5 separate regions of the Mus musculus genome follow, and all the other regions are linked to region 2. A link is a loop called in an ENCODE intact Hi-C map of the cell type or tissue named here. Cell type or tissue: heart. All regions are shown on one strand. Links, peaks and the distances in the headings refer to the core of each region. The heading gives the core; the rest is flanking DNA. Region 1 overlaps Gm46361 (a long non-coding RNA gene). Region 2 holds the start of Gm36048 (a long non-coding RNA gene). Region 3 overlaps Gm51985 (a long non-coding RNA gene). Region 4 overlaps Zfp36l1 (zinc finger protein 36, C3H type-like 1). Region 5 overlaps Gm46361 (a long non-coding RNA gene).

Evidence for each region. A loop is a pair of places that touch in the nucleus more often than their neighbours do. Peaks named below come from ENCODE experiments on the same cell type or tissue, not always from the same donor. Only the 100,000 strongest peaks of a DNase experiment are listed, where the experiment ranks them.
Region 1: it touches region 2 in a loop (2.0-fold over the local background); 4 of 42 quality-filtered maps call a loop at or near these places.
Region 3: it touches region 2 in a loop (4-fold over the local background); 2 of 42 quality-filtered maps call a loop at or near these places.
Region 4: a loop joins it to region 2, with 8 times the contacts of the local background. A loop is called at or near these places in 5 of 42 quality-filtered maps.
Region 5: a loop joins it to region 2, with 2.1 times the contacts of the local background. A loop is called at or near these places in 2 of 42 quality-filtered maps.

Annotation. Positions count from the first base shown.
Region 1 is chr12:79,902,682-79,908,723 of GRCm38, reverse strand. Gm46361 (a long non-coding RNA gene) reads right to left here. Exons shown (of 2, transcript XR_001780641.1): 2 at 4,142-4,899. Among named protein-coding and RNA genes, the nearest start is that of Gm51985, 4.8 kb to the left of the region's middle. In heart, for the core only: a CTCF peak has its summit at 2,729; DNase peaks (open chromatin) are centred at 883, 1,583, 2,803 and 3,533; H3K27ac peaks cover 4,340 bases.
Region 2 is chr12:79,793,612-79,799,653 of GRCm38, reverse strand. The region is part of intron 9 of Rad51b (RAD51 paralog B); the gene reads right to left. Gm36048 (a long non-coding RNA gene) reads left to right here and starts at 717. Exons shown (of 5, transcript XR_003950298.1): 1 at 717-1,078; 2 at 5,597-5,654. RefSeq lists an enhancer at 1,282-3,860. In heart, for the core only: no CTCF peak of the experiment used is centred there; DNase peaks (open chromatin) are centred at 2,423 and 3,213; H3K27ac peaks cover 1,564 bases.
Region 3 is chr12:79,926,021-79,932,062 of GRCm38, reverse strand. All of the region lies in intron 1 of Gm51985 (a long non-coding RNA gene), which reads right to left. It overlaps 9430078K24Rik (RIKEN cDNA 9430078K24 gene), which reads left to right. Exons shown (of 4, transcript NR_131074.1): 2 at 712-826. Among named protein-coding and RNA genes, the nearest start is that of 9430078K24Rik, 7.2 kb to the left of the region's middle. RefSeq lists an enhancer at 5,211-6,042. In heart, for the core only: a CTCF peak has its summit at 2,973; DNase peaks (open chromatin) are centred at 2,882 and 3,542; H3K27ac peaks cover 4,483 bases.
Region 4 is chr12:80,105,662-80,111,703 of GRCm38, reverse strand. Zfp36l1 (zinc finger protein 36, C3H type-like 1) reads left to right here. Exons shown (of 2, transcript NM_007564.5): 2 at 1,156-3,944. The coding sequence ends at 2,115. Among named protein-coding and RNA genes, the nearest start is that of Zfp36l1, 4.3 kb to the left of the region's middle. In heart, for the core only: CTCF peaks have their summits at 1,243 and 2,637 (motif pointing left); DNase peaks (open chromatin) are centred at 1,213, 1,893, 2,583 and 4,381; H3K4me3 peaks cover 1,945 bases; H3K27ac peaks cover 1,927 bases.
Region 5 is chr12:79,885,700-79,891,741 of GRCm38, reverse strand. The region is part of intron 1 of Gm46361 (a long non-coding RNA gene); the gene reads right to left. Among named protein-coding and RNA genes, the nearest start is that of Gm46362, 3.9 kb to the left of the region's middle. In heart, for the core only: a CTCF peak has its summit at 2,744 (motif pointing right); DNase peaks (open chromatin) are centred at 541, 3,481, 4,341, 5,051 and 1 weaker place; H3K27ac peaks cover 903 bases.

The sequences.
Region 1 (6,042 bases), core at 519-5,518, 110 kb before region 2:
GTCCGTTCTCCACTGCACTGAGGACACAGGGGATAAAGCATATTGTCATTACTGTCATTATCGTTACCCAAGTTGGCTTATTTCTTCATTTTTATTTCTGTCATGTGTTTATATGTGTTGGTGTGTGAGTGGTATGTGCACCCGTGTGTTTGTGTGTTCACACACCTGTGTCTATGCCTACAGCTAGGCTAGCAGCCAGGATGATGCCTCTGTCTCTGTTTGCTGAGGTACAGGGGTCAGAGGCATGTGGCCACACCCAGATTTTAATCCTGGTATTGGAGATTCAAATTCAGGTTTTCAAAGACTTCTTATGGACTGAGTCATCTCCCAGTCTCTATAGCTCGTGTCTTTTTTAGCAATTTTAAAAAGATTTATTTATTTTTATATATTTGAATAATTGTCGCTGTCTTCAGACACACCAGAAGATGGCATTGGATCCCATTACAGATGGTTGTGAGCCACCATGTGGTTGCTGGGAATTGAACTCAGGACCTCTGGAAGAACAGTAAGTGCTCTTAACCACTGAGCCATCTCTCTAGCCCAGCAATTTTTATTTTATATATATATATATAAATTGTCTTAAGACAGGGTGTCACTATGAAGCCCTTGCTGCCCTGGTATTTGTTCAGTAGACCAGGCTGGCCTCTAACTCACAGAGATCCTCCTGTCTCTGCCTCCTGAATGCTGAGATTAAAAGCATGCACACCGCACCTGGGTTTTGGTAATATTCTAAAAGATAACATTGACCTTGGCATGTCAAGCCATCATGAAAACACATAGGGTAAAAGTATGAATCAGTCCAGCCAACAGGGACTCAGGACACCCATGAGCATGCTAGAGATGTAAACAGCAGGAGGGAGCGGCTGCTCTCTTGCTGTGCCTGTGCTCCCTGGCATTGGAACATTGCCACACCGCTGCTCTTGACAATAGCTTCAGGGCTGAGTCAGATCAGCCTGAGTGGCAGATCCTACTTTAGTGTGAGAAAGAAATTGCCAAAGGTACAGATTTTCCAACAGCAGTTCAGATGTGTTTCGAGAGTAGTGAGCACTCTGTCCTAGAAGAATCCAGCCCCTGGAAGCTGAATTTTATGACCCAGGCAACCACGGGCTCTCAGATCCTACTACTCGGTGGTTAAAGACTGAAGGGGGGAGATCTGAGTCCCACCCTTGCCCAGCAGTCAGTCACAGGAGTCCCGTGACTGATTTTTAAAGTTGTTTGGCATTGCCCTCTGAGTCTTCACCACCATACCCAGGGCTTTCTGCTTACCGTCATTTGTTATATTACAGGGATTTCAAAGATGGCCAAATTCAACATATGAGAAAGTCAAGGGCTAGTTCAAGGTTATGGCATGCCTGGAGTTTTACACTCAAGGACTGTGTAGGAGCTCCCCAGCAGAAATGCTTGCCTTTGACAGAATAAGGCCACTCTGCTCCCTGGGTTATAATGAGTCTTCCTTGGACTCCCGAACAAATGGCTCTGAAGTCACCTTTTGCTGGAGGAAACATGGTCCTTATAGGCGGGAACTAGAGTGGCCCCTGATAAGGCAGCGCATCCTGTCTGACTCCCCAGCCACACCCTCGCAGCTGGGCCAGCTGTGGTCTTTGCTGACTTCAAAGAAACTGCTTCCCTTGGATCTACATCAAGGACTTAAATGAGAAAAGGGTCCTCTGACCTTTCTAGTGAAGGATGGGACCACCTTTGTAGGGTGTGTGCGTGCGTGTGTGTATTTTTCCGGTCACTATTATGTTTTCACACACTGGATATAAAATATCTCAAAACAATCACCGGAAATAGTCTTTCACCTATGGCCAGAGACTGGAGTCTGGCCCAGTGTGGGAGAGGCTGTGCTCCCCTGTTGGAACCGGGGGCCATGTAAGCATACTAGCAAAGGTGGGTGGCCCAGGTTTCAAACTTTCATTCTGAGGTACCCTCCTCCAGGAGTGCATGGTTTCTGATTGGATATGGCTTCTTGCCCACCATCGTGTTCTCCTTGAGAAATGTCCACCTAGGAGAGAGACCTTGTTCTCAGACCCATAATCTGCCTTGTTCTCAAGGTTTTCCACTTCAGCTGCAACCCAACCTGACAATCAAGAGCATTCCAGGCCTGAAATCCAGCCCTATCCTGGTATCTTGAGAAGGTGCTTTGTGGTGGTTGTGGTCGGCCGTGTGGGGAGACAGTGGGATTTCCACCCATTCTGAGGTTAAGGCTGCTGGGTGCTGACCGTGGGAAGCTGACAGACTCTGTGGCAGTAAGGGCTGAAAATACTTCCCCAACCCACACCACCCTCAAGCCTTTAGGAAAGGGAGCAGATCCCACTCGGCCTTGCAGGCCTGAGCTGCAACACCAGGCTCAGCAGGCTCTGTTACCAGAAAGTGCTAACAGGGGCAGCCCAGGCCTCTGTGAGAGACCTCCCTTGAAAGGATCCTGGCCAGTCCTCTGGCCAATACCCACTGAGAGGCAGAGAACAACCACGAAGGAAGAAATGAGAAGCCTGAAGGTTTATAGGGAGGCTATTTGGCCCTACCCAGCCTCTCTGTGGGCTCTCTCAGCCACTATCCATAGAGCTTGAGGTTTAAAGAATGCAGGGAAGAGAGAACAGGCCCCAAACTGATTAGGACCCAACTTTCCAAACAGACACAGGTCACCCTCTTCCTGCCCCAAACACCAGGCAGAGCAAATGCTATTAATAACTGCAGCCTCTCTCCAGGCCACGAGGGCTGAGCCTGCTCCTCCAACTCGGCCAGCTGTTCTGAAACAGGTTTGGGAAAGTAATCTTTGGCACGTAATGAAAAGGGTGTGTAAGGGAGGGGGGTGCCCAAGAGTTCTCTATCAGGGCCAATATTATTTTTAATTGCCGAGAATCAGCCTGTGGCCGTTACTCAAGGCTGCAGAGACCGGGTTTGCCAGGGATCGGAAACCAACTTCAAGAGGAGTTGAAAAGCTCATTCCAAAGACTGTTCATTACTGAGCTGTGGCTTCTTGTGGAAAATCAGGTTATGTCTTGACGTTTGTACAATCCATTCTCCATGCCACCTCTCTCCCCCCTGTATCCCGCCGAGAGAGTGAGCGAGCAGTGAATTTGAGTTATCTGGGAATTTTAGTGTCTGACCCCCCCCCACAACCTCCACCCCACCCAAAGCATGACCGATGGCCCATTTTTCAAGCCAAATCTTGCCCCATGTAGGCAGCTGTCATGGAACCACAGAAAGTACTTGAAGGAGCACAAGCAATGGCTGGTTCTAATCTGGAGGGGGAAGAATATGAATTAACAAGGCAGTTCCTTATGGAAGAATGTTTTCTTTTCTTCAGCCTCAGCCTGCATATTTTCACAACATGTGTACTCTGTTACCTTGTCACTTCCCTGTTTTCTTTGGGTAAATAACTGGGCTCTGGACTTCAGGAAGAAAGAAAGAAACCCAGCCCAGGAGTGTCACTAAGGCAGGCCTGGCTAGCTGAACTAGCAGGGAGGAAGGAGTCTGTGCTGAGGGCCAAGGCAGCTTGTGCAGACTCAGTCTGGCCGGCCTAGCAGGGGCTGTTCACTGATCTCTACAGGTACTGGTGTGGGAGTGAGAGACCCGGGCACTGAACTGCCCAGCTGGGCCCTGTGCTTGGCAGACCTCAAGGCTGCAGGAAGTAAACAACTCTCCTTAGCTGAGTCAACTGTGAAGGCCTCTCTGAACCCAGCAGAGTCAACAAGGCTCACAAAGGCTCTTCTGCCAACTCTGCCCTTCCACTGGCCAGTGAGGCAGCAGGGATGAGAGAGGCCACTCTTGTGGTTCCCAGCAGTGAACCAGGGAGGAACTGGCAGGAGCCAGGGCCTTCTGTGGAACATGGGATAGGCTCTTCCTCCAGATCGAGAAAGTGTTTGGATGTGTTGGTGATGGAGTCCCGTGCAGATGTCCAAAGGCTTCTGTTCTTGTCTTCCAGGGATGCTGGGCTTTTCACTTGAACATTCCCCTGTGGTGTCTGTCACCTACTCCAGAAGAGGTAGAAAATAAATAAATAAATAAATAAATAAATAACCACTGGGCCACTAACTGGATGTCTTTCAAAGTTGCACTATTAAAGAAGGCATGAGATGATCCGTTGTGGGTTCCTTTAATGAGTGAAGATCTTTTCATTATAGAGCAGCAATGACTCTTTTTGATTTTGATTACATTTTTATTTCTTCATCTGTGCACGTGTGGGCACACATATAGGCGGTGGTCAGGAGACAGCTTGCAGAAGTCAGTTCACTCCTTCCACCACTGGGTCCCAGTGAGTCAAAGTTGGGGTGGTCAGGCTTTGTGCAAACCCCTAATCCACCCAGCTACTTCACCAGCTGAGTAACAGCAACTCTTACTTACTCAGCTCTTCACCACTGATAGTCAGAGAAGAAAATCAGAATTAGAAATGATGGATGACTCACGCCTATAATTGCAACACTTGGGTGACTGAGGCAGGAGAATTATGACTTTCAATCCGACCTGGGGTACATAGCAAGGTCTTGTGTTCCCCCCGCAAAAAATTAAACAGAATATAGAACCAATAAAATAATACTATCTTATTGCTCTTGATATTATATAGCATGTAAAAGAAGTTAAGTTTGCCATGTGTCACAGCATGCTTGCAGGAGAAACTGAGGCATACCTATTCAGAGACTGAGACTCTCATAAAGTCCAACAGTGGGCTTGGGAAAGGAAGGGTTAACTGGCTGTTGTCTGGGTGGCTGCATACCTATGTTTCTTTTTTTTTTCCATCTGCTCAGGAGCCTTTGATTCCAACCTTGAAATTCCCTGTCTCACCTTGTAGATCACACAGCCCTCCAGCCTTCCTGGGACAGATCTTTGGAACTTTAAAGTTGAATTTTCGGTTGCAAAGGTCTGGTCCTCATCTGCTGAGCACCTCTTTATATATCCCTGGAGTGAGGCAAATGTCCACAGGAGGGGTCACTTTGATGCTCAGGATGATCAGGATGGTGACTTTGGAAGCCATGCCTATCCTAAATTGCAGACTGCAAGGGCTTGTGGAAAAAAAGGAGACAGAGAGACAGGGGGAAGCAGAGACACAGAGAGAGACATCAGAGAGAGTGAGAGACATAGAAAGACACAGAGATAGACAGTCAGACAGACAGAAAGAGATAGACCGAGAAAACAGGCAGACAGAAATAGAGAGAGACAGAGAACCAAAAGCTTTCTGGGAACTGGGGATGAAGATATTTATAGTTTAAAAGTCGATTCTTCATGTGCTTAAATTGTACAAAGCCAGCTTCAGAGAGTGTCTGTGGGGGGAGGATGGGAGGAGCTTCCATGATAATGAAGACCACAGCTAATGGGGCCTTGCTCCCTAGGCCAGGGGAAATGCTTTGCATGTACTTCTGATTTTGCAATCTTCATAAGAACCCTCTGTTGTAGGTATTGTTGTCCTCCTTTACCGGGTGAGGAATCTGAGGCACGGGGTAAATATATAGCTTACTCCCACTTACTCAGAGAGACCCATAAAGTTGGGACCTGAACCTAATACTGCGATATACCAAGTGCGGTGTTTGAATTCAGCATGTGCTGCCTCTAAGAGAAAGCCGGAGTTCCTGCCTCAGAACGAAGACATTCGTTGCTGGCTGGGTTGCTCTCTATGGCTGTCTCATACCCACAAGAAGGCTCTCCAAGCACCGACAGAGTATTTAGGCATCAGGTAGTGTGCCCACCTGGAACCCTGTGCTGTGGTTTGACAAATAGCCACACTGAGAGTCTCCGTCATGAGACCTCCCTCCTGCTCACTCCCCATCCCTGGTCTGGCTGGCTTATATTTGTAGCCCAGCCTGTACCTGAACACTTCTAGCTTTTGCTTCCTCTTACGTATTTCCTCTAAGTGCCGTTGGCAGGCTTTGCAGAGTTGAGACACGTGTAAGCATGGCCTGCCTAATTCCTGTTGTATCCCCTATAGACAACCCACACCAGAATCCTTTCAGCTGCCTTATGAATACAGATCCTCTCTCTCTGCTGGAGGCTTCCCTAAGGCCTTCTGCAGTGGGACTGGTTGTCTGCATTTTTGGGGCATCTCCT
Region 2 (6,042 bases), core at 589-5,588:
GCTGTGTCAGCAAACCACACTTAATGAATGCACAGCATGTTTGGATAGGGAACAAAATCCAGATGTCAAGCTGACCAACAGGAGGACGCCTAAAGGAGAGCAAACAAAGGTGGTTAAAAGTCCAAAGCACTTCATGATCACAAACCCTTCGGTGCAGTCACAAGGGCTGGAGGTTGAGGGGAAGTCCACATAGCCTCTGAGTTTTCATAGATGTGTTTCACACACACTAGTGGGGGGGGGGGGAATATAAAAATCACGTCTTAGCCCCATAAATGTCAATGAAGATACTAAGGAATGCTGCCATGCCTTTGTAAATACACAAAGATTCTTTCCTCTTGAAACATGACCCAATGTCCTAAATCTTTGTCCCCTTTTACCATTCAAACTAAAAGCTAGCATCTACGTATATGTGTGTGTATGTGTAGCATATGGGGGGAGTGTGGAGGCCCGAGCTAGACTTTTAATGTCTTCAGTATTGCTCTCAGCCATATTTTTTGAGATAGGATCTCCAATTAAACCTGGCACTCTCTGTTTTGGCTCTCCTGGCTGGTCATCAGGCCCCCAGGACTCTCCTGTCTCTGCACCCTGTCTCTGAGAACTGGGGTTAGAGGCACAATCTTCCATGCCTGGTTTCCTTCATGGGTACTAGGGATCTGAACTTAGGTAGCCATGTTTCCTTAGCAAGTACTTTACCCACTGAGCCACTGTGCACCTCCCGACCCCCGCCAGGGTAAACTATCCTCTGAAGCAAACAGCTTTACCGCTGGTAACGTGGGCTCCTCTGCTTCCTATGTTCAGTGTTTGGAGAGTTCCAGTGTGTACATGTGTGCATCAAAGGTTCCTCTATCTTCTCCAGCACATAGGCCTACAAGGAGGCCTAGGGACTAGTAAAACCCTGAGTCCTTTGTAGGGGGAAAAAAAAAAGCGGGCTCTGCCTCTGAGGGTTCCAAAGTCTATATTTGCAACACCAAATGTCAACCCCCAGTTTGACAGATGTAGACCAATCCACTTCTCTGGGGTTGAAAACACCAGCCAAGGCAAAAGAACTACTAGCAAATAAAGGCATTTCCTCCCTACAGTAAGGTTATTGCATGATTCAAGATGGGGGGGGGGGGGCAAAAGGAGGTGCGGAGAGAACTGACTAGGGCATCTGTGCAGTGGCCTCATGGTTTGTGACTTCCACACTGGCATTGCCTTTCATCTCTGAATGCCTAAGCCTTTCATCTTGGTGCAAACGCTGCCTCTTCCAGAAACTAGTATTCATCTCCCCAGCATAGGGTCATTTCTCCCTAACCCGGCATGCATACATGCTGTCTCTGCAGCTCTCTGAGAATGAAACTGCTTTCATTTACTGTTCTTTAAATGTGTGAGTGTGTGACTACACATACTAAATTTTATTTTATTTTATTTTATTTTATTTTATATGTATTGGTGTTTTGCCTGCATGTATGTTTATGTACTGTGGTGTGCTTAGTACCTGCAGAGCCCAGAAGAGGAAATTGGATTCTTTCTGGAGTTGTAAGCTTCTGTGTGGGTGATGGGAACTAAACATGGTTCCTCTGGAAGAACAGCCAGTGCCCTTAACTGCTGGGCCATCTCTCCAGCCCTCACTGCTGTTCCATAGCATGATTAGAGGTGACAAATCGACAGCATTTGGTGGCAGCCACCATCACAATCAGCTGCTTTTGGCTCCCACGTCTTCTAGAATGCTCTTGATATAAAACAAGTTCCTCTCTGGAGCAAAAGATGGAAAGAATAAATGTATAAAGTGATGACCTGCCAGACCTTCTCTGACTTGTATCTATTTAAAAAACTTATCTGTAGTTTCTCCCCCAGTCGGGGGTCTTGGAAAATGCCATAGAAAAGAGCAGGCCACCTTCCCAGTCTCTGCCAAGAGACTTCGCTTGGGCAGGACCCAAAGTCAAGCCATTGGTTCCAGATTGCTATAGCATCATATGTTTTTCCTGGCCTGACCCTACTTCTATGAGGCTTAAAAGTGGAAAAGGAGCCATGGAACGGAAAGTGCTGGGCACAGGAGTCCTTCTCCAGGATGAGGACACCTTCCAGGAATAGTGCCCGTGCCCTATGTTATGATACAGGCGTTCTATCATCTGGAGCAGCCCAGCCTGGCCCTCCTCTGTGGTTGGCCAGGGTACACAATAGGGAGCAGGGTCTTGGAGTTTTGAGTAAAGGCTATTCTGGAGGGTGCTTTTGGAGAGATTTGGTCCTGGCAGGCTCCATCAGTTCCTGCAATACAGCCCAGTCTCAGGAAACAGTGAGTTTTGTCTTTGTGGCCTAGGAAAGCAAGTTTGAATAGGCAGCCATGCGCGGAGGCAGGCTGGCACCAGCGCTCCCACTTTCTCTTCCCCAGCTCCCATGCCCGGAAGGCTGCTTTTAACCCTGGTGATGAGCACCTTCCTCTTTTCTCTTCTTCCTCTTCCCGCCCACATCCTAGAGCTCACAATGGTTGAGGGTGAGGGCCGGAGTAAAGGGCTTGGCAGAGTCAAAGTGTACAGAAAACCTTTTCTTCCCGTAGGAGCAGGTGGCTAGCTGGGCTGGCTTTCTGCTCTCTGTCGGACAATGACAATGGAGTGTGTTCAGCTGAGGAAACGGTGGTAAGAAACAACCGAGAGCCAGCTCAGAAGTGACACCTTGCACACTCACCCACGTTTTCCTGCTAGCCTTTCAATTCTTTCTTAGTCTTTCCATTGATCAGCAAGATTCTGTAGTTGTTGATAACTTGAGCCAGGATGTGCTTGCAGGATATGTCTGATCCTTTCATCTGTATGTGTGGTCCTACTAAGGAGCTCGGGAGAAACCTGTGGACTCCGAAATGTCTTTCAATGCAGGTCCTATTATCTCATTTCATTTGCAGTCTGGGCTAATAAAACCCATTGCTAAATCAAACACATCTTTCCTCTAGCTCTGCCAAGAGACTGACAATAATCTTGCATGCCAGGGTTTTGCCTCCTTGTTGAAGACTTAGCAAAAGGGTTCCTCAAATGATTGGAAGCCCAGGAGGAAAGCTGCTTGGCCTGGCATCAAGTAATCCAAGAGATTAATAACCTCAAGGCTTGTCCCTTCCCCAGGTTGAGTAAAGTCCTCCAAGCTAAGGGACAGGAGGGCCGGAAATGCTTCAGACAGGAAGGTCTGTGTCTGCAAGGAGGTAGTAAGTTGAGGGGGATCTGAAGTATACCCAGAGATTCCCGTAGGAATTCCCTGTCATTGTGTTGAAGAAACTACAGGAAAGGCGGCGGGGGCAGCTGCTGTGTGTCTCTAGATCTGACCCCGATTAGAATCTGCTTCGTCACTAGGAAAATCACTCTCCATGGAACACAGAAGCTCCAGCAACAATGCCACAGGCATGAGAGAAGAGCCAGCAGGGAGTTTAATGGCATCTAAGTTGTCTTTTCACATCAGAGAGGCTCGGGCTCAAGAAGTATACAGTGCTGGAAATGGCAGGGTGGAAAATAGACCGTATCTCAGTAAGCCTGGCTTTATTAATTTATTTCCATTTGGCCAACGTCACTTCTCCCATAGACATTTAGTCATAGAAAGTAAGCTGGCCTAAATCTCTATGAAATAGGGATTTCCTAGGTTTTAGGACAAACCCCCTAGAAGTTCTGCACCTGAGGCTGTGAGATCATATATTGCCACAGAATACTATTACGTTCTTTGATGGCATCTCTCTAGTGGTTGTTTCCAAAGTGTCTTCTAATAACATTGGATTATGAAAGTATAATCTAGAAGAGAATGTGCTCCTTAAGGAAAACAGAGTTTCCTCAGCCCAATGGGATCCTTGTGTAGTAAGTTATAGGACATGGTCAGGGGGAGCTTTTCCTCACGGCTTTCTCCTCAATATTTCATTATTAGAAAATTTAAGTACACAGCAAAATGGAGAAAGTTTTTAATGAATACCTATAGTCCAATCATGTTGCTTTATAATGAACACTTTTTTTATTTACATCCTAGTTATCTATCAACTCACCTGCATTTGTTACACTTCAAAGTAAATTGTGAACATTAGCTCATCCTTGCCTAAATACTTTCACATGCATATAACTATTATAAGAGTATGGTTTGTTCATATATCTTATTAGCCACACTGGGTTTTGTTTTATTTTTTTAGTGTACATCATATGTGACTTGAAAGTATCAGTGATTTTTCCTCAATATAATGGAATCAGCAAAAATATGATGACTATACACATGTGTTTGAATATAAACTTAATCAGTAAAGCTGATCTTTAATCTTTCAAAATGAACTTGTTTTATTAAGATGTACTTTACATGCAATAAATGTTGCTATATACATTTAATCTATAGATTTTCCTTTGAATGCCACTTCAACTATGTCATGTAGGCTTTGGTATAGTATATATTCTATTTCAATGGTCACAATTTTCTATTTTCTATTCTGATTGATTTTTTGCTTTGTTATTTATTTCCAAGTCCGTACCCAATTCAGAATTTTTGAAATTTCTGCCTGTTATTGGTTACTAACTTGATTCCATTGTAACTGGAGAAGTTTGTTCAGATTTCAGGTCTTTCAGATGTGCTGAGACCCGTATTATAACCCCATAGACAGATCATATGCAGATCATATACAGATCATACTGGAGGGTGCTCCACTCAAAGTGAGTATGCCACTCCCACGGGAAGTGGTCTAGAGAGACCGATGAGCACACTGAAAAGTTCACAGCTCTCTTCAAATCTTTTGCTTCTTTGATGAAATTCTGCTCAACTGATCAATCCATAATTGAAAATGGGATATGGCAGTCTCCTAATTTTACTATTGAATTATCTATAGATAATCTATAGATGCCTTTTCCCTTTGAACTTGTTCTTGTTTCAGATATTATTTTGGAGGTTCAGTTTTTAGATGCATTTATGTTTATAATAGTTAAGTGTTCCTGACAGGGGAACATTTCCTTAATTAAAACAACTTTTTTTCATACACTATATTTTGATTATATTTTCTTCTCCGTCAGCTCCTCTCCGGTCCTCCCCCACCTCCCTACCTACTCAACTTTATATTCTCTCTCTTTCAAAAAAAAATACAAAAAACAAAACCACAGAGTTTTGTGTTGGTCAAATACCCTTGAACATGGGGTCTGTTTTGGAGTTGGTTGTTATACCCAGCGAGACTCCACTGGTGAAAACTGATTTTCCCTTTGCCCCTGGGTATCGATTGTAAATATCTTCCTGGTTAGGTCGGTACCCTGTATCTTTTTCCCCTTTAGGCCAGGTTTGGTGACTTTAACAAACAGAAGGTTCATGAATTTAAGGCAAGCCTGAACTGTACACTGAGACCCTGTCTCAGACATTAACAACAACATGTCCATTTTTGTTTCTGGTAGAATTTTTTTTTTGTCTTAAAGTTTATTTTTATTGATTTACATATGGTTTTCTTTCTCTCTTTAAAAATTTTATTTTTAAAGTATATAGGATATATTTGTATAGTATATATAGTACATTTGTAAAGTATATAGTATATACTTATATAGTATATTTATAAAGTATATGGTATATATTTATATAAAATTTATTTAACTTTTAATCTTTATATTTTCAACCTATTTGTGACTGTCTATAGGGGCCACACTTTAGAGTCAAAGACACAGGTTGGAAGTACAACTAATTTCAGCTTACAAGTAAGTATGAACTATTTCACCCTCATCTCAATTTGGTGATTACACTTTGTTACAATATTTCCTGTGGCAGACAGTTTCATTTCAAGTGAGCAAAATCACTATTTCTTTCCCTTAAAGCAGGTGAACAAAACTGACCAAATAGACAAGGCCCGGGAAAAACAAGAGCATCAGTTAGCTGCCCACACAGAGCACTCTGGACATCCAGTTAGGCAGGTCTGCCCTTCCAGACTCTCCACAGGCCCACAGGAAGAAGAGCTTGATCCTCCGGTCCAGGCGTGCTAGAGAACACAGCCAAGGCGAGGCAGCTCTGGCCGTTAAGGGTCACGGAGGAAAGCTGTGGTTGTGTGATTATTATAGTAAAAAGATGCCAGGAACTCAGAGGGTGTGT
Region 3 (6,042 bases), core at 616-5,615, 130 kb before region 2:
GCATGGGGTGTGAACAATGGCAGAATGCAAAGAGGGGTGGGCGAGAGAGACATGGTGGCACATTTGTGCACACACAAACACACACACACACACACACACACACACACACACACACACATCCTTATCCTCTTCCCTCGATCACTCAGAGTTTAATGGCGTTCTGAGAGAGGAGGCTATGGGCTCAGCTGCTCATGAGAAGTCCTGGAGTGGGCTTTCCAAAGCCTGTGGGGGGTGGAAGCCTGGAGGAGGGGGGTCACAAGTTTCCCTTGAGGCTAACATTTTTGTCTCCACTCCAAAAGGTCTGCTCTTCTCAGCTGCTCTACTATGTCATCAGACACCCCTGCACAGCCTGACAGTCCCATATACACAAACCCAGCGCCCGCCGGAGTGAGCCAGTGCTTTCCCAAGCTGCTGAGGGTCTTCTGGGGGTCGGGGAGGGATCATTCTGAGCAGACCCAGAGCTGGCTGATGAACTCAGCTGTCTTGTCTCCAGGGAAAGATTTACTGCGCCAGAAATATGGCTGCCTTCCACAGCCCCACCCACTACCCCCCATCTCCTCTTCCAAGCCTGAGGCTGGGATTGGGGAAGTTTATAGAAAAGCTGGGAATGGATCAATATTCCTGTCTTGAGTGACAAGAAGGAACTGTTCAGAGACTGAGGAAGTCCTTTTTTTTTTTTTTTTTTTTTTTTTTTTTGGTTTTTCGAGACAGGGTTTCTCTGTGTAGCCCTGGCTGTCCTGAAGTCCATCTTTTTTTTGCCCATAATTGGATGACAGTGATGTTATGATCAAGCCAGACCAGAGATTTCCACCTTCAACCCGCCCAGGTACGTAGGACCTCCCACTAGGCCTCTGGTGATGAAGAAAAGAGAGCCTAGGCCTGGTTGCCAGCTATTTACACCCAGATGTGAATTCCCCCTCTGTCCCATTAGACGTATGCACAGGTTTGCAAGTCCTGGTGTGGCTTTGGGTCTCTAAACGCTTGCTCAGTAGAACCAGAGCCCCATCCAGCAGCAGGATACCTCGGCAACAGGATGAACAATGCCTGATACAGCTGGTGTGCGGAGCCACCACGACACTGTTCCACTTGCCAAGGCTGGGTACTGGCATATGCCCAGGGAAGAGGTTAGATCCTGAGGGGTTCTAGGGCAGACATGAGTTTGACCATCCATGGGCTCTAGGATTAGGATGTCAATAGAGGTTTCTAGGAAGTGTCCATGTTGTGGGTGGGGGAATTCTGAAGGGATTTATTTGCTGACGAAAGAGCTAAGAGGCTGCTTTTGTTCCTCTTCAATGGTAGACAAGTATGAAGTAAAGTCAAAAGCCAGGCTGATGGAGGCTCTAGGCATGGCTGCTGTACAGCATGCTTCCCAGAATTCCTTCGGAATCTTATTCCAATATCCATTTCCCACTATCCCTATGTGCGACATCATGCTATTGGGAATCTGACCCATTTTGCAGTGTCTGCCTTCACCAAACAGACTCAAAAGGAGAAGATGATACAGTTCTGTCTCCAAAGCCTGGGCAAGCGAGAATCAGAGTTGTGCTGTGTTTAAATAGGAAGGGGAGGGGGGAGAAGGCCACGAGAAAAATGAGTGTGGTGGTATCATGGGAAAGAGCGAGACAGGAGGGTAGCCTCTTCGGGTGGGGGTTGTCACCTAATGAACACTTCACAGGGCTTGGCCTAGCCATCAGGGAAGGCTCTCTGTGGAAAAGGCATTGAAGATGGATATCCAAAAGATTTTTGTCCCACTTCTGCCCTCATAGTCAGCTTCAAGGTGGAGTGGACAGCCTGGGGCAGCTAGCTCCACACTATAGTATTCTAGAATGTGAGTCTTAAACAAAGGATACAGTAAAACACAGGTCTAACCCCAGCTAAGTACCCAGGTGAGTCAACATTTAGGACTCCAGGAAGAACTGCTTAGACTCTTGTGGGAGCCCAGACGAGAAATTCTGGTCTGCTTGTCAGTCTCGGCAGGTAATGAACAGCTCTCAGCCCGGGGCGTACACAAATCATGAGCCGAGGTCCTGGGATAGGTCACTCTAAGCCCTGCAGGGGAAGTGACTGGGAACATCCAGTCATGCCAGCAGGTGAGAGGGAATTACAGGTGTGATCTGAAGAGTGGTTGGGCTGGTTGCAAGCCTGCAACCTGCCCATGGAAAACTGGTTCCATTTGTAACAACTGTCAACTCCGCCCCCCACCCCCACCCCCCTTGAGCCCAGAGAGGTAGGCTAGCTAGACAGAGTTTGGGGGGAACTGTCAGTCTTGTTGACCTGCAGAAGCCTCCCCAGACTCTGATAGACAGTAGCGAGGCTCCTTATGCTTTATTGGAAGACAGGCATTAGGCCGGGATGGTTACAAACCTTCAGAACCAACATCAGAGTGGACACTCCAATCAGTCCTGCGGTAATCTAGGTGGGATGGACAGCAAAGAATACGAGGCATGGGTAGATGGGAAAGGAGACTTTGAAACACAATGTAACAATGTTGCTTCGATAGTAACATACACTGGGAACATAGACCTATGGAAGTCTCTCTCTCTCTGTGTGTGTGTCTGTCTGTGTGTGTGTGTGTGTGTGTGTGTGTGTAGAAGAGCTAAGAAAAAAAAGTTAAGAAAAAGAAGAAGAAACAACAACAACAGCAGCAAAAAACCTAAACCCAAACCTAGCCTTTTCTATCCCTGTAACCATTAGAAAGAAAATGAAGTCTAAATTGTGTTCAGAGCCGCTGGGACAGAGGAAGAGAGGCAAGAATGGAAAAAACAGGCCGTAAAGATGCCAGGACTCCTTAAGCAGAAACATCTGTTGAAGTCATAAGACTCAGGGCCGGTCAGGCTCCTAACAAACCCAGGAAGAGGAGAGTCTGCACTGGATCAGGATGCCCCTTGTGTCCTGCGCAGGCCCCTGGGACAGCATACGTGCAAGCAGAAGGGATACCTTCTCCAGAGCTCCACCTGGCCTGGCTCCTGGCAAGAGAGGAAAGAAGAGGGAGGAGCCTGGGGCAGCCAGGGGGCAGAGATGGCACGGCAGTTTGGAGTGTGTATTTATTTAAAGCTTTAGCTTACTGGGGCAGCCTGGGGAACCACATGTCTAAACTTCTGCAGCTGAAGGAGGGGGAAGGGAGGAGCTGCTGATCTCAGGAGCTGGGGGCTCTGTTTAATTTTTGCAAATTGTAGCACCTTCTCTTATTTGTGCCTTCAGCTTGAGCCAACTATCTCAGGCTTGCCCATTTTGACAGTTACCAAAATGGCAGGTCCCATCTCTCAACCAGATAATACTCTCTGTGCCACATTCCTGCTAAGTAGCACCTCATTTAACCCTCTGGCAAATGTGCCATTGCTGTTGGGGGGAAATTATATATATATATATGTATCGGTCTTCAGGAAGGTTCTTGTATGAATACTACATTCCAGAAGAAAACTGAGGCCAGACACTGTTAAGGGACTCCCAGGTCTCCCAGTCATACACTCCAAGAACCATCCAAGGAGCTGCCTCTCTGTCCTCCCATGAAATGAATGTGAAAAGCAGCAGCAGCCAAGCACTGCCGAGGGAACAGCTGTGCTCAATCAGCCCAGCATTCATGCAAACCTCGAGAGTCCGTCCCCCCCACCTCCCATCCCCTGTGGCTCATTCATCTATCTCTATGCTCCATATCATCTGCCTAGGTGTACAGATGGAACCACAGCCACAGAGCATGCCACCTCCTCAGGGAAACTACCAAGCCCCCCCACCCTCCCCCCAGCTCCACATACACACCACTGTCATGGCAACAACATCCTGCTGTCTCTCAAGGAAACACAGGTAGTGAACGAGATGAAAACCAGACCCCACTTTACTTGCTTGTGGGAAGTGGGGAAGGTTCTGGAAGACTCCATTGGGAAGGCTAGATTTGATTTCTCTTCTAGGAGCTTCCCCTTCAGGCTGGCCAGGCCTGGAACTTTCATCGACATAGCTATGTTGTCTACATTAGACAGCTCCCTGGGACCCATATTTCACATTGAGATGAAAGTATACATGGGTACAGTTGGAAACAGGGTTCATGACTAGGGGGCTAATAATACTCACAGACAGCACACAAATGTGACAGCTAGAGGAAAAGCTGAAACCCCAACATCAGGGTAGGAAAGGCTACTACTATTAATGGTCCTTGAACAATTCTGGGATGCTATCATTCATGAGGTTGGGGCCTGCCGGTGTGGGTCCCCTGCCTCCATCAACCCCACGGGGTAGGTAGTATCACACCTACCCTAAAGAGAGGGAGCTGCAGGCAGAGGGCTCACTTCTCCTTCTGCCACATATTGCCAAGTGCAAAACTGGAACCAAAATCTGTAAGGCTCTTTTCTGAGTACCACTGTATCACAGACTGTGATGTGTGTTATGGTACCTAGTGGGCCCCTGCAAGCTCACTCCCTGATCCAGTGGGGTCTGTGGTTCTTCATGGAACAAGCAGGAGGCAGACTCCAGGACCCTACCATCTTCTTTAACACTCCACTCTGACAGCCATTTGGGTTGGTGTCACTCTTTCTCTGGAGTAAAGCTTTCCCACCAGGATCTAGGATGGACCAAGGAGCCCACAGCATGCAGTTGGTCCCACATGGTCTCACTTGGCTGCCTGTTAAACCCCAACACTGGGACTGAGTCACAGATGCCAGCAGGGACCTCTTCAGTGAGGATCAGAAGGCCATGACAGGAGACAGCTGCACCCTGGGGGCTCGGATAAGACTTTGATATGATTTTGTTATCTCAGGAGATGGATGTGATGAAATCTCTTTCAGATGGTCTCTCTCACAAGATGGAGAGAATCGCCCCACCCCTGACCAGCAAACAAATTAAGAGTCTGCTGCTTCAATCTCAGTGGAAGCAAGAAACAAGGCAGTGTGAGGCCTGTCTGCATAGGTATGAGTGCTCAAACCTATGAGCTCAGCATTTGGAAAGCTAAAGCAGGAGCCTTTCTGAGAGTTTGAGGTGCCCTGGACTATAAGATCCTGTTTTATATACGTGTGTGTGTGTGTGTGTGTGTGTGTGTCTGTCTGTCTGTCTGTCTGTCTGTGTCTGTCTATGTGCTCGAGCACACACACACACACACACACACACACACACACACACACACACACACGCGTGCGCGCTCAGAATCATATATGTGTGTGTTTAAAATCAATTATATATTAAAATATATGAAATATTTATTTATTTATTTTAAGGCAAGGAGATGCTTTGTGTGAGCCCTGATAACTAGAGTGGCTAGAGTTCCTGGTTCTACTCCATTTAAGAGAACTGGAGAGAGAGAGAGAGAGAGAGAGAGAGAGAGAGAGAGAGAGAATATGAATCTTCTGGCCTTTTAGTTCTAGTCCAGAGTCTTCATTTCATCAGGGCTAGCTCTGGATTTCAGAGTCCAATTCTTTCAAGAGGGCTGGAGTGAGCTGCATTCCACAATAAGGAGGGTCTAGGAGAGGCCTGGGGTCCGGATTTTCTTCAAAGCATAAAACTAGGCTAGGAAGATGACCCCCCTCCTCCAAATGCCCCAGTCCCAGAAGGATCTTTATGGCTCTCTTGTCCTCTTTTGCTTCTACAGAAGGGTTTCTCTGACAACCCATGTTAAGAGGCCATCCGGGTATAGGCATCCTGCTGGATACTGGCATGCAGCCCAAGAGTGGGACTCCCTGGCTGCTGGCTCTGTGGAGCTCACAGCTAGAGGGAGCTGACTTTTTATCCAGTAACTAGCAGTCTGCAGGGATTGTAGTGATGGGTATCCATTCCCTGCCTGACCTCGGGTCTCTTGGAGTTGGCTTGCTTATTAAAATACTGCTTTGCCCACACGAGTCCCTTCCCACCCAGTGTCCTTCCTCCCTTTCCTCTGACAGTCCTTCTGCAACCCACTGGACATCTAGGTTCAATCCATGTGTATTCACACTTGCATGAGCGTCTGGGACTTACCCATACAATGACCAGGAAGGCTTGGGAACATTGTATGTGTTTGCTTAGCAAGAAAATCAAATCAAAGTGTGTATGGAGGGGAAAGGTGGCTGTATGGGGGGGAGGGGC
Region 4 (6,042 bases), core at 746-5,745, 310 kb before region 2:
ACTCCATCCTGGGCCCCGCTGCCCCGCTCTTTGATCTATTTCTCTTTCTTTTGCCCCCTCCCCCCGCAGGACTTTTTAAATGAACCTCATTGTTGGAAGCGGCTCTCCTCTGGGTTCCTGTAATCCGCTCGGTGGGGTGGTTGCGGTTACAGGGTTACCGATTCCCGATCCCCTGCTGCGGATCCTAAGGGACTAACTTTAGAATTTGCACAATGACACACACCCACATGTGTCAGGGGCCTGGAGATAACTTTCAAGTCTCCCACCCCCACTCTTTTCTAAATCTTAGGTAGTTTGGGCAGGTGACTAGGGCTTGTGGCAGCCTCTGTCCTTGCTCACTCACACACCCCCGCCCCCAATTGACTGAGTCGGGGAGTGTGAGCGTGCTGGTGCTTTCCTTCTCGTCTGCAGCTTTGGTTCAAGATTAAACACTGGTGCTCTTATCCAGAGCTCTCTCGCAGCCAGGAAACCAAGTGCAAAGGCATCTTCCTAGTGAAGGGGGTGGAGAATGCTGGGAGAAAATCCCTCCCAGGGTGTGGGATACCTACCCTTCCCGAACCTTGTGTTTTCAGACACTATATCCCTCTACCCACATCCCAGACTAGGCCCTTCCACAAGCAAGGAAAAAGCACAGTTTGAAAACCTGTTGCCAAAGGAAGGGCACACTTGTGGAAGAGGAAATGGTGGAGAGTGTGGGGCCAGATTTTGTGGGGGTGGGGGTGGCGGGGGGGGGGGGGCGGGTAAGCAGGGACTGATTGAGAGAGGATTTGGCTCATCCTTCCAAACTTCTAAACTAGGTTTACCTGATTCTTTTAGGGGGAGGGAAATGAAAAGGGACTGTCTTGTGTGAAAGGCTCTCTGAGTTGAGGAATGTATAAACGGGGCCCGGATTTTAGAGGGGGGAAAATTAGCTTTAGGGACAGGAGGAAGCTACATATCGGGTCAGCACGGGGCGGGATGAATACATAACTTTTTCTTCCACACACGGCAGGATTTTGCGGTTTCTTATGAGCAGTGCCAAAATAAATCCAGGTGGCTCCTTTTAGAGAGACTGGCCTATCAGATGGAGAGGTGCTGTCCTTTGTGGACACCATGCCCTGGCCTCGTGGATGTCCTCAGTCACTCATCCGTCCCTTTCTTTCCCTCCCCTCCCAGGGTAACAAGATGCTCAACTACAGCACTCCCAGCGCTGGGGGCTGCCTGCTGGACAGGAAGGCAGTGGGCACCCCTGCTGGCGGGGGCTTCCCTCGCAGGCACTCGGTCACTCTGCCCAGCTCCAAGTTCCATCAGAACCAGCTTCTCAGCAGCCTTAAGGGTGAGCCGGCCCCGTCCCTGAGCTCACGCGACAGCCGCTTTCGAGACCGCTCTTTCTCCGAAGGGGGCGAGCGGCTGCTGCCCACCCAGAAGCAGCCTGGGAGCGGCCAGGTCAACTCCAGCCGCTACAAGACGGAGCTGTGCCGTCCCTTCGAAGAAAACGGTGCCTGTAAGTACGGGGACAAGTGCCAGTTCGCGCATGGCATCCACGAGCTCCGCAGCCTGACCCGCCACCCCAAGTACAAGACGGAGCTGTGCCGCACCTTCCACACCATCGGCTTTTGCCCGTACGGGCCCCGCTGCCACTTCATTCATAACGCCGAGGAGCGACGCGCCCTGGCGGGGGGCCGAGACCTCTCCGCTGACCGTCCCCGCCTCCAGCATAGCTTTAGCTTTGCTGGGTTTCCCAGTGCCGCTGCCACCGCCGCTGCCACGGGGCTGCTGGACAGCCCCACATCCATCACCCCACCCCCTATCCTGAGCGCCGATGACCTCTTGGGCTCACCTACTCTGCCCGATGGCACCAATAACCCCTTCGCCTTTTCCAGCCAGGAGCTGGCGAGCCTCTTTGCTCCTAGCATGGGGCTGCCTGGGGGAGGCTCCCCCACCACTTTCCTCTTCCGGCCCATGTCCGAATCCCCTCACATGTTTGACTCTCCCCCCAGCCCTCAGGATTCTCTCTCGGACCACGAGGGCTATCTGAGCAGCTCCAGCTCCAGCCACAGTGGCTCAGACTCCCCTACCTTGGACAACTCAAGACGCCTGCCCATTTTCAGCAGACTCTCCATCTCAGATGACTAAGCCAGGGTAGGGAGGGACCCCCCCCCATGCCTCCTTCACCTCTCCACCCCATCTCTTCCCTTCACCTCCCCACCCCCTAACTTTCCCTCAAACCCCACATTGATACATTTAAGCTCAGCCCCTTTCCCAGAACAACCTTGGTATGTTACCCTCCCCCCACATAAGGACAAGTCAATTTGTTGGTAGCTTCTGGCTTGAAACCCTCTCCCTCCATTTCATAGCCCACTTAACCACGCATAACAGAGTTCCATCTTTTGTCAGTAGATGCCTTTTTTTACCCCCCCCCACCCCCCCCGGCTTAAGCCTTAAGTGCCAAATCACAAAAGAAAAAAAGCAGTAACCGTTTACAGAAGCAACTTAGTGCCTTGTAATCTAACTTTGTCACTGTGACTACATTACCTCTTCAACGCCAGGGGGCACCCGTGGGCCTCCCAGAGCCTCTGCCCGTGGGGTTGGGGGTGGGGGTGGGGTGACCCGCAACCAGCAGCTCCCCCAGCTGGCCACACAAGTGCACCTTTCTTTCGGTCTCCCGCACACTCTTCCTCTTCCTTATAGTTACTCACCTCCCTCAGAGAGTTGTTGCTGGACTTGGGGTTTTTTTGGGGGGAGGGGTCTATTTTGACTTTCAAAACCTTTTACTTCCCAGCCCGAACCCCTGTTGACTAATCTTGCCTGGGTTTGTGTAGGTCTCCAGGGACAAAGGTTGAACAAGTTGGACGAAGGTTTTGACATAAGTGGGACTTCGTGATTTAATTTCTTTCTTTCTTTTCTTTTTTTTTTAAGTGGGGAGGAAGGGGAAACTAGATGGACTATGAGAGACTTGATTTTGGTGCTAAAGTTCCCCAATTCATATGTGACATCTTAAAAATGACAACAAATGAGAGAAAAGCTAAAAACAACAAAAAAAAACATGTAAGGGGTGAGCAGTTAATGGTCTGCATTCCACATACAATATCTGTGTAAAACGATTTCCTGTAGAAGTAGCTTTAATGGATTTTGCTCTAGAATACCTTAGGTCTACCTTAGAGCCCCCACACAATGCTTTTTTCCCTGGGTTTAAACTTCATCTAACTTTCAGAAATTGGAGAGCAAAAATGTTGCTTATCACTGCACATCAATATAAAAAAGCTTATTTAACTTATCAAAACGTATTTATTGCCAAACTATGCTTTTTTTGTTAATTTTGTTCATATTTATCGGGATGACAAATCCATAGAATATATTCTTTTATGTTAAATTATGATCTTCATATTAATCTTAAAATTTTGTGACGTGTCTTTCCTTTTTTCCACAGTTTTAATATATTATTCTTCAACAACATTTTTGTAACTTTACACTTTTTTTGGTTATTTTATTTTAAAAAAATGAAAAATTAATTTAAAAAAATGCAAAAAACTGTTGGATTATTTATTTTAGAAATTCTCCCCTTTGTGTTGGACTGCAAATTGAGTTTCTTTCTCCTTAGGCCTTTCACAGGTAGGACTGAGAATGTATGTATAAGTTCTGTGACAGTACAGAAGGAAAACCACCATTTTATGTATAGCTTCTAAAAGGGAAAACAAAAAAAGAGAAAAACCCTTTGAATTCCATGTGCCCATCTCAAGACATTCCGCTCGCAGATTTGTGGTTCTGGATTCCAGGTTGGAGTTTTCCAATGTTGACATAAACAACTGGCGCACACACATAAAGATGAATGTAATTATTATTCCTCTTGCTGGTCACTACCGTCGCTTTCTATTTCTCTTTCTTTGTGTGAATTTATTTAAAAGAAAAAAAAAACTTTTTGTAACGACTATTTGCAGTTTAAAAATCAATAAACCCCGTTTTTCAAGAAATGATTTGTCTATAGGTTTTTCCTTGGTCTGACACTCCTTGGGGCAACGAGGTGGCTGGTCTTTCATCTTTAAAGCTAAACCCATAACTCTGGATGTTGATGCCTTAAGGTCACTCAGCTTGGGTGGGGCGGAGGTATTTTTTATTTTTATTTATTTTATTTATTTTTTTTTTTTTTTTTAGCAAAGGAGCCTGCAGAGAGCAGGTCCAGGGTATCCTTGCTGACCTGTGTGACCTTGGCTACTGTAGGGAGCTGTGACAGGATCATCCAGTCTTCCCACTATGAACTTCCTTTGGGGGATGGTCAGGGTGCTACTGATAAAGTACATAGCCCATGCTGCACTTGCTGGCTTACATTGACTGTGTCAAGGGCTCATAGGTATTGGTCTCATAGGCATTAACCTAGTCAAGGTCCTAGCCTCAGTACACCCCTGAACCGGTATGAGGAAGCACTGCCTGCCTGCAGAGGAGCCACCAGGATGGGAAAGGGCAGTCTGCACCTGGATTTGACTGCAGGGCTGGAAAGGGAAGATGGAGGTTAACATAGACTGTATAGGAAGTCAGTAGTTCCCATCAAGGGAGGTGGTAGGCCAGTTGTGGCGCAAGAGTTGCTGGAGGAGGCTGAGGCAGGAGGATCCTGAGACAGACAGCCAGGATCAGGGAGCCCCTGGAAAGTGATTTTTTTCCCCCTCTCTCTTTGGAATTTTGGATTTTTCAGTTTCTCTGCAGCCCTGGCTGTCCTGGAACTTTCTCTGTAGACCAGGCTGGCCTCAAACTTAAGAGATCCACTTGCCTCTGCCTACTGAGTGCTGGGGTTAAAGGCATGTGTCACCAGGACCCTGCTGGAAAGTGATTCTTTTAAAGGAGTAGGGTCTGGGAGAATTGAGTCCTGGGGAGGGCAGAGATATTTGAGCCCTTGGCTTCTTACAGTTAGCGAGTTTTAAGGGTTGAGCCATCTTCACCTTTATACCACTGTCCTCCATAGATCTGCTGCAGACAGTGTTCAATACCGCATGAATTACCAGTATTCTCTGGACATTTCAAGAGTTACTTGGTTTACCAAGCTTACTGCTTGTCAGGCATGTGAGGTAGAAATATGGGGACTCATTTCTTCTCCAGGACGGGCTGATTGATACAGGAAGAAAAGAGGCAGCCCTGGAGCTTGAGATGAACCCAGGCTTTTCATTTCTTAAGAGGGAAAATTAACTGTGTGGTGTGAATGTGTGTGTGTGTGTGTGTGTGTGTGTGTGTAATAGAGTGTGAGTGTGTGGTGTGAGTCTGGTGTGCGTGTGTGTGTGGTCTGAGAGTGAGTGTGTGTGTGGTGTGAGTCTGGTGTGTGAGTGTGTGTGTGTAATAGAGTGTGAGTGTGTGGTGTGAGTCTGGTGTGTGTGTATGTGGTCTGAGAGTGTGAGTGTGTGGTGTGAGTGGTGTGTTGAGTGTGTGTGTGTGTAATAGAGTGTGAGTGTGTGGTGTGAGTCTGGTGTGTGTGTATGTGGTCTGAGAGTGTGAGTGTGTGTGTGGTGTGAGTCTGGTGTGTGAATGTGTGTGTGTGTGTGTAATAGAGTGTGAGTGTGTGGTGTGAGTCTGGTGTGTGTGTGTATGTGGTCTGAGAGTGTGAGTGTGTGTGTGGTGTGAGTCTGGTGCGTGAGTGTGTGTGTGTGTGTGTAATAGAGTGTGAGTGTGTGGTGTGAGTCTGGTGTGTGTGTGTGTGTGTGTGTGTGTGTGTGTGTGTGTGTGTAAGCATGTGTTTGGGTGGTAGTGATGATCTTCCATTTTGATTAAAAGCAAAGACAATTAGTCCATCGCCTTGAACTCATTCACTTTAGCCAGAGAGCCTGTGGTGGACATTTAATTCTGCCTTTCATGACATCATAAGTAGGGTTCAGACGGGTCTTGCAGCCACCCTGACGATCTTCTTTTGAGGTCAGTGTTTGGAGTTAGATAACAAGGGAATGTATTGAATCCAGAAGGCCCTGGAAGGGTGAAAAGGCCAAGGGAGGCTCCATGTTACCTGGGGAAGCTGACTGTTTGTAGACCCTCACTCCAAATCCCATCTAAGTGTTTCCCCGAGGAGCTCAAAGCTTCAGTTTGTCC
Region 5 (6,042 bases), core at 494-5,493, 92 kb before region 2:
GGTGGCCAGGAACATCTCTGGTGGCACTTTGGAGGGATAACTTCTGGAGCTCAAAATTCCCAACTTCCCCAATTTCTAGAGCCCGAACAATTGGCCTCAGAGGTTTCCAGGAGATCTGAATTTTTAGACAACTTGGACATCCTGAAATCAAATGCAGATGAGGTCTTAAGAACTGGAAGAGGTCTCAGAGGGTAGCTAACAACTTTGAGAATTCCCAGAAGTCCCCCAGAAGTGACAGCTCCCAATCAGGGAGCTCAGGAGAGAAAAGACAGAAAAGGGAACAAGCTCAGAGGGGCCAGGGGCCTCAGGGTCTCCCTGTTACCTGTAGGATGCCCCCATCATGGCCCTGGTGGGAGGATGATCCTCATGTCTCAGGCCCTGTGCATTGTTTTGCCCCACCAGCACCCACTCCATGCTCATTATGGCCTGCACCTCTGGCTCCTCAGCTCCTCCTGAGCTGTTGGCCAACCTTGTACCTAGATCACCGCCCAGTCTCCTCTCTCTTCCCCTCTGTTGTGAACACAGGATGGGACCTGAGGAGGTCACAGCTCGGGCAAAGAGGGAGGGGCAGGACCAGCTCAAAGCTGCAGGGAGTAAATCAAACTGCTCTCTTCCTTGGGCTGTCTGACTGGCCTTGCAAGCCTTTCCAATCAGGGAGTCTAAAGTTACCATATTGACAGCATCTGCAGCCAAGCCCAGCTCTAAAGGAGATGAATAGCAGTGACGCAGGAGCCCAGTGGAGGTAAGTGGTTGGGCTGGGCTGGGGGGAGGAGAAGGGGGAGTCCCAGAGGAAAAGGACAATCTCAGCAGGGGTTCTGGGCACTAGAGAAGTGGGGGCAAGACGGGAAGCAGGCCAGCAGCCTCCTAGACCAAGAGAAGCAAGGAGGAGAGAGAAAAACGCGTCTGGCTTCAGAGAGTTCTTAAAAAGCTGTTCCAGGCTTTTTCTGTCTCCAGGAGGTTTCACTGAGCCTCCAAAGCAGGACCCCTAAAAGTTGAGTTTCCATGTGTACATAGTGGTGGGGTCTCCATTGGGTTTTGCTTTGGATTCGTTTAGTAAAGTGACTGCATCTTGTATGTCCCCTTCCTAAGTAGTCTTGACCAGCCCATGAAGAAATGGAAAAGGACTCCATTGATAATAATGGCCTGGAGGTCAGAGTGATTTAGCTGTGGACAATGAGACCAGGGAGGCCGAGGAGTGTTCGATGTCGGGGTGTCTCAATATGCTTTGCTCGGGCCTGGCCTGTTCTTTCTTAGGGAGGAAGGATACCTTGGAAAAGTACACAAGACAGATGACCCTGTCCCTCAGAGAGCATCAGCTAGAAGGGACCTATGTATTCCAAGGAGGAGGAAGACTAGAGGACCAGGCTGCGTCCCCTCCCTTCATGATTCACTACAGATACGTGCATTCCGAGCTCTGTGGAGTGAGTGGGTACCTAGCCCATCTAACTCTCCCCACTTGAGCTAAAGCGTCTTCACAGCGATAGGTTTTCTGTACCGTCTTCTCTATAAGTTTTCATGCCATTTTTCTGTCTACTTCAGCGACTACAGTAAATGCAGACATCATTGTGACAAGAAGGAAGGCAGATGGGGATATCCCTAGAGATGGTCTGGATGTGGCAGGGGTTTCTGAGGAAGGGGGCTAGCCTAAGGAGAGACCTAGATCAGCATTAACATGAGGACTAACCCCAGCATCTAAAACTCTGAAACCTGGACCCAGACCTCTATATATGGGCTGTTCACCTATCTAGTCCATGAGTGCTGTTCTTGGTAAGAGGTAGTAAGAGACAGGAGCTAATGGTGTGGTCAAGCTAAGGCCTTCCCTACATAGGTAGGACATTCAGCACTCATCCACATCTAGAAATGGTAGGTGACGTAAGTAAGTCCTGATGGACACAGCTCGCTTGTCTCATGGCCCAGTATCCCTAAGTGCTCCCCAGTAAGAGTAACCTGCTAAGAACTGGGCAGACTGCTTACCCAGAGTGACAGCTCCTATACCCACTGACCTTTGCCCTGACCTGTTGTCAACAGTAGCTGGAAGTCCTCCTTTTTCCTCCTCCTACCTCTTAGATCTCTCCCTCTGTCTCCTCCCCAGCGTCTTTTGCTGCTGCCGCATCAAATGGTGTCTTCTCTAGGTTTGGGCTTCTGTTTGCTCTTTCAGATATGTTTGTTCTGCTTGAGTGACCTTATTACTCTGCTGGCTTCACTTACCACCCATGCTCTACGATCTCAGGCCCAGCCATCTTCCTGAATTTCCCACATGTATTTCCAAATGCCTACAGGACACTTCGAGCTGGGCATTGTGTGGTTCTCTCCAATCACACATGTCTAAAGCATATTGGTTATCATGACCCTGCCTCCTATGACAATCGCCTCACATGTTCCTCCCCTGTCTCTTTTATGTCAGTTGACAAAATTGCTATCCCACAGATACCCAAATGGAAAACTTAAAACCACTCTTGATCTTCCCTCTCTCACTGACATCTGCCCTTTCCATCTGTGCCAACATCAACCTGAATGTGACACACACACACACACACACACACACACACACACACACACACACACACCGGCTATGGCAGATTCCCTCTGGGATCTGGCCACTCTTGGTTCTCTCTCTACTCTACAAATGGGAGACAACTGTTCAAACACAGTAGCTGTTTGTGCTAGTCTTTGTGTTCAGAACTGGTATGGGTGGGGTGTTTGGTGTTTTATCTGTGAACTGGATGTGTGCCTAGCTAGTGCTCACAGAAGCCAGAAGAGGGAGTTGGATTCCATGGAACTGGAGTTACAGGCCCATGTAAGCTACCTTGTGGGTACTAAGACTCAAACTCGAGTCATCTTGTAAAACAGACAGTGCTCTTAACCTCTGAGCCATCTCTCCAGCTCCACAGACAGTTTCATGACCTCAGACCCGCTCTAGAACCACGGATGACCTTTGAATTTCTGATTATCTTGCTTCTATCTCCACCCCAAACCCGGGGGTTATATGTGTGCTTGCACCACACATGGTTTCTGCCGAGCTGGGAATTCAACACAGGTCCTCATACGTGCTAGGCAAGCACTCTACCTACTAAGCCACATGAGCCCTTTCCTTGCAATCCTTTTTTATATTCCATATTCCACTTCATGTTGAACCCCAAGCCTATCTAAATAACAAATGGATAATTGATATTTTGGAAATCAATGTGGGGTCCTTAAAGGAGAATAAAGACCTTAGGGATGACCCCTTCTGTCCTCATGTTTACTCTGGTGGCTCCTCTTCTCAAATCTCCAGTGTTTCTCACACTGTTTCTGCCCCAGGTGTCTCCTGTCCAGATACATAGACAAGACACCAAGGGCAAGGGCATTCTGGTTCCATTCCAAGACAATGACTGGCACACAGTAGGGCCCTGAAACAGGCCAGCTGACTGTCAGGGGCATGAGGCAAGGGGAAGTGGCCGTTTGCTGCTACCATATCCAGTGGCCAAGCTGTTTGGATGGAAAAGGGCTTCACTGACAAGTGTGGAGCTGGACGCACACACCTCTTGCTCAAGAAAAACAGCTTTGTCCCCGTGTCTTGCCCTTTAAAATACCCCATGTACAGCCAAAGAAGAGAACCAAGAGCCAGACACATGCCCGTGGGATCTGATGGTCAATGGTCTGCTCTTATCATCCTGAGCAGAAAGTCAGCGGGCTAGAGCCAGTCCTAAGACTTGGCTTCTCCTTTCAAATGATCTGTGCAGACCCAATTCTATTTCTATCCCAACAACAAGGTATTTATTTCTTTTTCAAGGATCTCAAGTGAAGCCTAGCTTCTCAGTTGTTCCCACATCCCGTTCCTGGAATTCCCTAATTTCTATTCCCTGAGACAAGAATAATTGAATACAGGGCTTTGTTGGTCTTTGGCAAAGCACTTAGAATCGCTGCTGGCTTTGGCAGGATGGGGGCAAGGTGGACAGGTAACCAACCGTAAGAAATTCCAATAAAAATTCTGAGTAAAGGTACGCTTCAAATTAAGAGTTAGATTTTGTGTGTATGAGAGAGAGTTGTTTCAGGCTAGGTGCCTGCTCTCGGAACGTTCTGGGCATGTGCCAGTGTGCTTGGCGTCCCCTGTCATTGTTGACTCTTGCAAATTTCACACATGCTCACCTCATCTTCCTTTCTTTTTACAATCTCCCCAGAAAGCACCCCACCTCTGACCTGAGCATTTCATTAGTCCTCCCTCCTTAGAGGCCATTTGGGATTTTTCTTGACAGTCGTTTTATTCACTCTGGCTCAGACCTGCCAGCCCAGCTTTTCTCAGCCAAGCCTCCAAAGGAAACATGATCTGCTTGCTGCGTCAGATCACTTGGAAATAGATACGACTGGCTTGGAGTCACTCCACGCAGGGCTGTAAAATTGCTCTCCTCCTTCTAAGTGGGTTGGGTCAAGCCCAAGCTGAGGCAAGAGGTTTCCAAGGAACACGGAGCACAGGCTGTAGTAAGTGGCAGTGATGGAGACAGTGGCTCGCTCACTTTGGAGTCAGTATTAACCTTCCATTGTGAAGGGTGACCTTCATGGTCAAGCACAAGCAAGACACTGGGGTCTTTGCTGGGGTGCCTGAATCATTTTACAAGGGTGATGAGGATTCAGGCTTGCTGTGAATCTCTTCATTCAAGCCAAGTTCTAGTGTAAAGTTTTGCTATTTCCAAGAAGGTTAGTCGATTTGATTTCAAGATGTATGTGTCTTGTGCAAAGTTTGTTAAGGTATCTACTCTTCTATTGGGCCACACTAACAAATACCATCAAAGTTCTGATACTCTTTCCAAGGTTTCCTTGGAATTCCAAATAGGATTAAAATACTGCTTGGCTCCTCTTTTCTTGTTCATTTTAAATTGTATTTTATATGTCTGGATGGTTTGCCTGCATGTATGTACACCATGTACACAGAATAAGAAGGCCAGAAGACAGCATTGGATGCCCCCAGGAACTAGAATTATAGGCGTTGTGAGCCATGATGTAGGTGCTGGAACTTAAATCCAGCCCTCTGGAAGAACAACAAGTTCTCTTAACTGAAGAGCCGTTTCCAGCCCCTGGCTTCCTTTCTCACTGCTGTTTCATTCTGATGCCTGGGAGTCAGCCTGGTCTAATGAGTAGGGCTCTTAGGTGGGAGTCCCAGGTCTCAGCAATGCCAATCAAAGCAAGTCCTTTAATGTGCGTCAATTGCCTCATCTATGAAATGTGATTTGTGCTAAGTGCTTTGACCATCACAGAGCACTGTATAAAGACAGGGAAGGGTTGCTCTCAGCTGTAGCTATGGGATTGAAAACAAGGTTTTCTGGGGGTTTTATGGAAGCTGTGAGTTAAAACATGACAGGCAGACAAACATGACAGGCCAGAAGGCAGGACGATGACTATCCCATTAGAAACACGCTGCAAACTCTCTAAGCTCATCTGTCAGGATTTTCATATAACCTTTCATTTTAAACAATAGAATTAAGTTACTAAATCTCATGCCTGGTAAAATAATTTGCCCCTGCCCCCTTTTTTTCCTGCCAGGGACACAGAAACAATTCTCGTTGCTTAATTATTTTCTGGAATGATAAGGCACTCACTGACAGATCGAAGAAATGATTCCATCTGAGTCTATCCTGGTAAAGCAAGGTATTGGGGTTACAAGAGCACATGAAGTGGCCTCCATGCAAAGGGGAGGACTTTAAGTAGGGATGTAAAGTGGGAGGCATGCGAAGCGGGGAATTGGGAGCAGAGGAAAGGGGTAGACAGAATCTCTGGGATTGGTCTGGTTATCTGTCCCTTCTCCTAGTGAATCTTTAACGGCCTCATTCCTGTTTCTATAGACCTTGCTACCATTATATCTGCTCTGAAATGTGTGACAGTCTCGCCAAGGCCTGAGGAAGCTGTTTCTCTGCGGCTGTTTTGGTATTCAACCACTTGCCTTTGCCAAACAGCTTCTCAGTCCTAGAGATCTGGGGAGATCTAAGAGCAAAAGTCCTTAACTTCAAGACCAGCCCCTCGGGAGGTCTGAGCTTATAAATAGCTAACCATGGAGAAGGAGGCAGAGGG